Regions from separate parts of the Homo sapiens genome. Here region 2 is linked to region 1. A link is an interaction called in ENCODE POLR2A ChIA-PET data of the cell type or tissue named here. Cell type or tissue: PC-9. All regions are shown on one strand. Each heading gives the region's core, and the rest is flanking DNA. Links, peaks and the distances in the headings are about the cores only.

Region 1 (2,804 bases), core at 217-2,716:
TATTCTTAAACCATTTCCTTTTGCATGTTTTTCAGGTTTATAAGATTGCATCATAGTAGTCCTGTGGGACTTGTTTTTTTAATTCAATATAATGTGTTTCTGAAACACATTATAGCTCATAGCCATAGCTAATTCTGTAGTCTAACTTTCCATTGTAGGGATATTTATCTGCTTTTGGCTCAGTAAATATTTGGATTGTTTCCTTGCTTTTCTTTTTTATTCTTTTGACAATAATGCTGGTAAAGACATTTCTGCACATGTCTCCTGGAGCCCAGTGGGAAGAATTTCTCTAGGAATGCATTTTTCAAACCCTTTAGATGCAGCATGAAATGTATTTTCGTTGTTACATGGTTATTACATGATACAATCCATATCTTTTAAAATCCATTTTCATGTTTCTTTTCTATTCTCTTTCATTAAAACAAATGCCACTGTGATATGACCTAGGGATACAGCCTGCACTCTGAAAAAACACTCCTCCAAGACAGAACTTCTCCAACTTCAGTGTGCAGGTGAAGATTCAGCTTCAGGAGGTCAGAAGTAGGGCCTGAGTATCTGCATTCCTAGTAAGCTTCCAGGCGATGCTGCTGTGCTGGTGTGAGAACCAACACTATTTTGAATAGCAGGGCTCTAGGCTCTTTCTCAAATTTCTCTGATGACAAGAATCACCCAGGCTGCTTCTTATGATACAAATTCTGGGGCTTCATCACAGGCCCAACAAATCTAAGTCTCTGGGGATGAGGCCTAGAGAGTTTTATAGGGTCATGTGTTGCATAATGACATTTTGGTCAACCGCAGACCACATATACCACTGTGGTCCCATATGATTATAATACCATGTTTTCACTGTACCGTTTCTATGTTTAGATACAAAAATAGTTACCACTGTGTTTCTGTTGCCTACAACATTCAATACAGAAACATGCTCTTCAGGTTTGTAACCTAGGGGCAGTAGGTGGCACCCTATAGCCTGGGTGTGGAGTAGGCTCTACTGTGTAGGTTTGGGTAAGTGCACTCTATGATGTTCACACAATGAAATCACCTAACAATCCATTTCTCAGAATGTATCTCTGTTTTTGGGAGATGCATGACTGTATTTTTGAAAATCTGCCAGGTTATTCTTCTAAGTGAAGGAATACTATTCTAGGATTTATGCCTAAGAATATAACAGCTGGATTGTATTCTAAGGTTAGCTTTACAAGATGATGCCAACTTGTGTTCCATAGTGGCTGTACCAATCCCACTCTCATTAATGATGTATAACACATTGCATTGATCTACATTCTGCCAACAATCAGTATTACCAGACTTTCTAATTTTTGTGAATCTGATTGGTATAGAATGGAATTTACTTTGACTCTAATGTGCATTTCTCAGATTAGTATTAAGCTTGAGCATATTTTCACGTTTGTGGTCTATAATTTTCCTCTTCTTCAAAAGTCCTGTTCTTTTACCAACTTTTCTTTTGAGTTGTCAGCTTTTTCTTGTGATTGGTGGAAGTTCTGTATATAATCAATATCTCTCGTTTGTTTAGTGGTTGCCAATGTCTTCTATTCTGTGCTTTGCCTTTTACTTTTCTACTAAATACCTCTTTATATCATTTGTCTTTATTGTGTTTGGTTGTTTTCCCTTCTTTACAATAATAAGGTTTTAGCTTAGGTTTTCACTTTCCTTATGATACATTTTGATAAATATGTTCTTAATTTTAGTGTAGCATAAATTATCAAGCTTTTCATTGATAGTTGGTGCTTAAGAACTATTTCTTTGCCCTGTAATCAGAAAAAATAATCCCCTACATTCTTTAATTTAAAAAATTAAATTTGGGTTTTTGTGCTTCTAATTGAGTCAGAATTGATTTTTGTATATGATACAGAGTAGGAATCCACTTCTCCTAGCACCACTTGTGTTTCCCCCAGGAATCAGAAACACCACCTCTATCATATAGAACATCAGGATTTCTGTTGTGCTCCATGTCTGTTCTTTCAGCAACACCACACTGTGTAGTTACTGTAGCTTTTAAATAACTCTTGGCATCTGATAGAACAAATTTTCCTACCTCATTCTTCCTACGGAGTGTTCTGTTTGGGGACCTTTGCACGTCTTTATTTACTTTAGAATCAATTTATCAAGTTCCTTAAAACTCTAATTAGGTTTTAATTGAAATTGTAGTGATTCTATAGATTAGCTTGGGGAGAACTGACACCTTTACCACATTGAGTCTGCCCATTCATAAACATGGTATAACTCCAATTATTTTGGTCCTCACTAATGTCTTTCAATGAGGTTTTGGATTTTTATCTGTTATTGGTGTCTTGTAAGATTTATTCCTGGGCTCCTTATATCATTTGATCTTGTTGTAAATGAAAAAAATTCAGTAATGTTTCAGTTTGATAATATACAAAAAATGCAGAGGAGTTCAAAATTAATCCCCTATTTGGTCACCTTGCTGACATTTGCTATTTTTGTATAACTTGTAGGTCCTGCTTGTTTGCCAAGCCTGTCACATTGTCTGTGTATAATTAAAGTGCTGTTTTTTCTTGTTTCATTCTTACACTTTTCATTTCTTACTGTACTGAATGGAACCTCCAGGAAAATGTTATAGTGAAACAGCTTAGATTTATTTTTTGTAAACAGATTATGGCACGATGTTGATTTTACCTTTAATTCTCTGGGCATTTTAATAGACAATATTTTATTTACATGTATTGTCATTACTAGTATATACTAGTAGTAATATATACTAGTAGTAGTAATATATATATATATATATATATATTACTACTACTAGTGGTAGACTTCTGTGT
Region 2 (2,804 bases), core at 68-2,567, 280 kb after region 1:
TTCAGGCCTCTGAAGCAATAAATAATAGTGCTTTGAATGCTGCACTCACTTTCCTGGGCAAGCCATTCCGGTAGTGGAGGGTTCTCAGAGCGTCAGTGTAACTTCTGCACACTCTGTAAAGCAGCTTTTTTCTCTTGCATTCTGGCCTCCAGATGGAGATGAACACTTGAAATTATTTCTCAGTAGAATTGAAAGAACTTTTTTTTAAATCAAAAGCTCAGCCTTCAGTAAACAACTTTTGTTTTTATTCTTCCAAGAACCAGTGCAGCTTGCACTTCAAGTGCAAATTCTGTGTTAGCTAGCACTGTGCTTCCTGGCAAAGTTGTTCCTGCATTGTCAGTGAGTTGTAGGTTATGTTTTGGATTCATTTGTTATGTCCTATTTGAGACTAATTTAAAAGTATTACCTAGTGAAGTGGAGTATTCTCTGGTTTCCAAATTTAAATAGGGATGCTTTGAGAAAATGTGATTTATATACAGGCGAACAGTGACTCCATAAAAGTCACTGTCGTAAGTATTCCAGCGACCCAGGGCCAAGTTTATACAGACCCTGCCTGCATTTTACCAACCATCTGTGGTTTTACAAGAGAGAATGAACAATTGCAATTAGCAGCTTATCCAGAAACTTCCTTTTAAACAATAATTTCTCTTCACTAGATTAATTTCAAAAGATAGTTGCCAATTAGCCAAATGGTCACTTTCATAGACATTTCTCATCCCTGTGCTCTAAATAAACTTGCTCATTAGCAATGAGAACATTTAAAGGAAGAGTTAAAGTTAAAAGATGAAGTAAAAAATAGAGCATGTCAGGTAACATCCACCTATGTTGTTATAGATGCCATAAGGAAAATGTGGCCCTCTAATAAGAGAACCAAAATTAATACAGAATAATTTGAAAATAAATGATGTCCTGTTGTTAAGCAAGCACTCAGATTTAAGGTGTCTTAAAACAAATGCTTTTTAAACCTTCAAGAGTATTTAGAGGGGTTCCTCATTTGAAGTAGAAAATTTGTAGAATCTTTTAGAGGTGACAGAAACTTTAAGAAGCTCACAGTCCAGTTTCCTTGTTTTGTTATTATAACAGTTGGCACTTAAAGCAGAACTATATTTAAGTGACCTTCATCCACATAAGTTCAAGTGAGTCATATATGCAAAAGTATTTGCAAACTGCATGGACTAACGTTCATATTTTAATAGAGTGTGTGCAAAGTTCAACCTAGGAGAAACGTCATATGTTAAGACAGACCTGTTCCCCCATAGGGCCTTTTATTCAACAGGAAGAAAAACTGTGAGGTTACATCTTTCTCTCAGGTTCAGCCCTTTAAAAGGAGAGAGCTGAAACTAATACCCATGTACTTTCCAAAGTGCTGGCTTCCCCGTGCCTCTGGCAACATGAGTCCTTGCAAAGCAAAGCTACTCCTTTACAGCCTGGTTCATTCAAAATTGAACAAAGGTTTCTGTGCACCTGTCACTTGCCAGGATCAGCACACGATCCGGAATATACCAGTGACTTCAGAATTACCCAGTGTGGAGTATAAATAAATGATACCCAACTCTTACTAATTTGTGATTTTAATGCACCCACAGATTTGGGGACTTCATTTTGATTTTTAATTATTTAGATTTTTTTCAAGAGACATGGTCTCACTCTGTCACCCAGGCAGGAGTGTAGTAGCATGATCATAGCTCGCTGTAGCCTCCAGCTCCTCGGCTCAAGGGATCCTCCTGCCTCAGCCTCCTGAGTAGCTAGAACTACAGGGATAAGCAACCACACCTGGCTAATTTTTTATTTTATTTTTTATAGAGACAGGGTTTTGCTATGTTGCTCAGGCTGGTCTCAAACTCCTGGCCTCAAGCAATCCTCCTACCTCAGCCTCCCAAATTGCTGGGATTACAGGCATGAGGCACTGCACCCAACCTAGGAACTTCTTTAAGCCATTTCTCTTCTCCACCCCTACCCCATTTTACAGAAGAAAAAATAAGACCAAGTGCAGCCCTAGAACCACTTTTCCAGAAATCTGGGCACCAGGTTTCTTTTTCACCCATGGGCACAGTTTAGGACCAGTTTTTCAAGGCAGCAAACAGTTTAGGAAGTTTCTAGCTATAACCAGTGACTTTTTTTCTTGCCTTCTCACTCAAAAGGAAGCTGCTGGAAATTTCCTCATGCAACACCCTTCACTGCCATGGAAAATTTGAGACTGTCTGCACTGAGCTATGTCTAGGGAGCCAATTTATCTGTATTTCATTCATTTATTAGATTTATTCTCTTTTTTCTTAAATAAAAGAGGATTCCACTTGTGTACTGAGAAGAGCTTAATTAAGGAAGATAGAGACTAATGAAAGCTTTTATTTCTCTGGCAGTAGCCCCTGAAGCATATGAATATAGGCTGTTCCCTTCACTTTACTTCCTTGACAGAAGGCAGCCAGATCCTTTGGGTCACCAAACCCCTCCATTCTGAAGGCTGCCGTTCATTTTTTTTTTTTTTTGTCCTTGATTGCCGTCTCTCTGTTCCCCTCTTTACAGCATGCGCAAGTACCCAAGCTCAGTTTCTGAGCGTTCTCTTTGGAGACCGACACTGATGAATGCTCTGTACCTCCGCCAGCAGGATGCTTCTGTGCTGTGGACATCTGTCATGTTCCTTCCTTCCGAGGCCACAGCACTTTCTCCTGCGCCTCTTTTTAGCTCCCCATGCATGCCGCCATTCGGTCTGTCCCAGGGATCAGGGACTGAAGGTCCCTCTGGAAGCAGTGTCTCTATCTCTGCATTGTATAGCATATTGTTGCCACACACTACCTACCCCCATT

Evidence for each region. Peaks named below come from ENCODE experiments on the same cell type or tissue, not always from the same donor. Only the 100,000 strongest peaks of a DNase experiment are listed, where the experiment ranks them.
Region 2: POLR2A ChIA-PET joins it to region 1 with 5 read pairs; 2 of 35 experiments call an interaction of 5 or more read pairs at or near these places.

Annotation. Positions count from the first base shown.
Region 1 is chr18:8,051,547-8,054,350 of GRCh38, forward strand. All of the region lies in intron 7 of PTPRM (protein tyrosine phosphatase receptor type M), which reads left to right. Among named protein-coding and RNA genes, the nearest start is that of PTPRM, 490 kb to the left of the region's middle. In PC-9, for the core only: no CTCF peak of the experiment used is centred there; no DNase peak of the experiment used is centred there.
Region 2 is chr18:8,328,185-8,330,988 of GRCh38, forward strand. The region is part of intron 22 of PTPRM (protein tyrosine phosphatase receptor type M); the gene reads left to right. Among named protein-coding and RNA genes, the nearest start is that of RAB12, 280 kb to the right of the region's middle. In PC-9, for the core only: no CTCF peak of the experiment used is centred there; a DNase peak (open chromatin) is centred at 1,177; H3K27ac peaks cover 1,915 bases.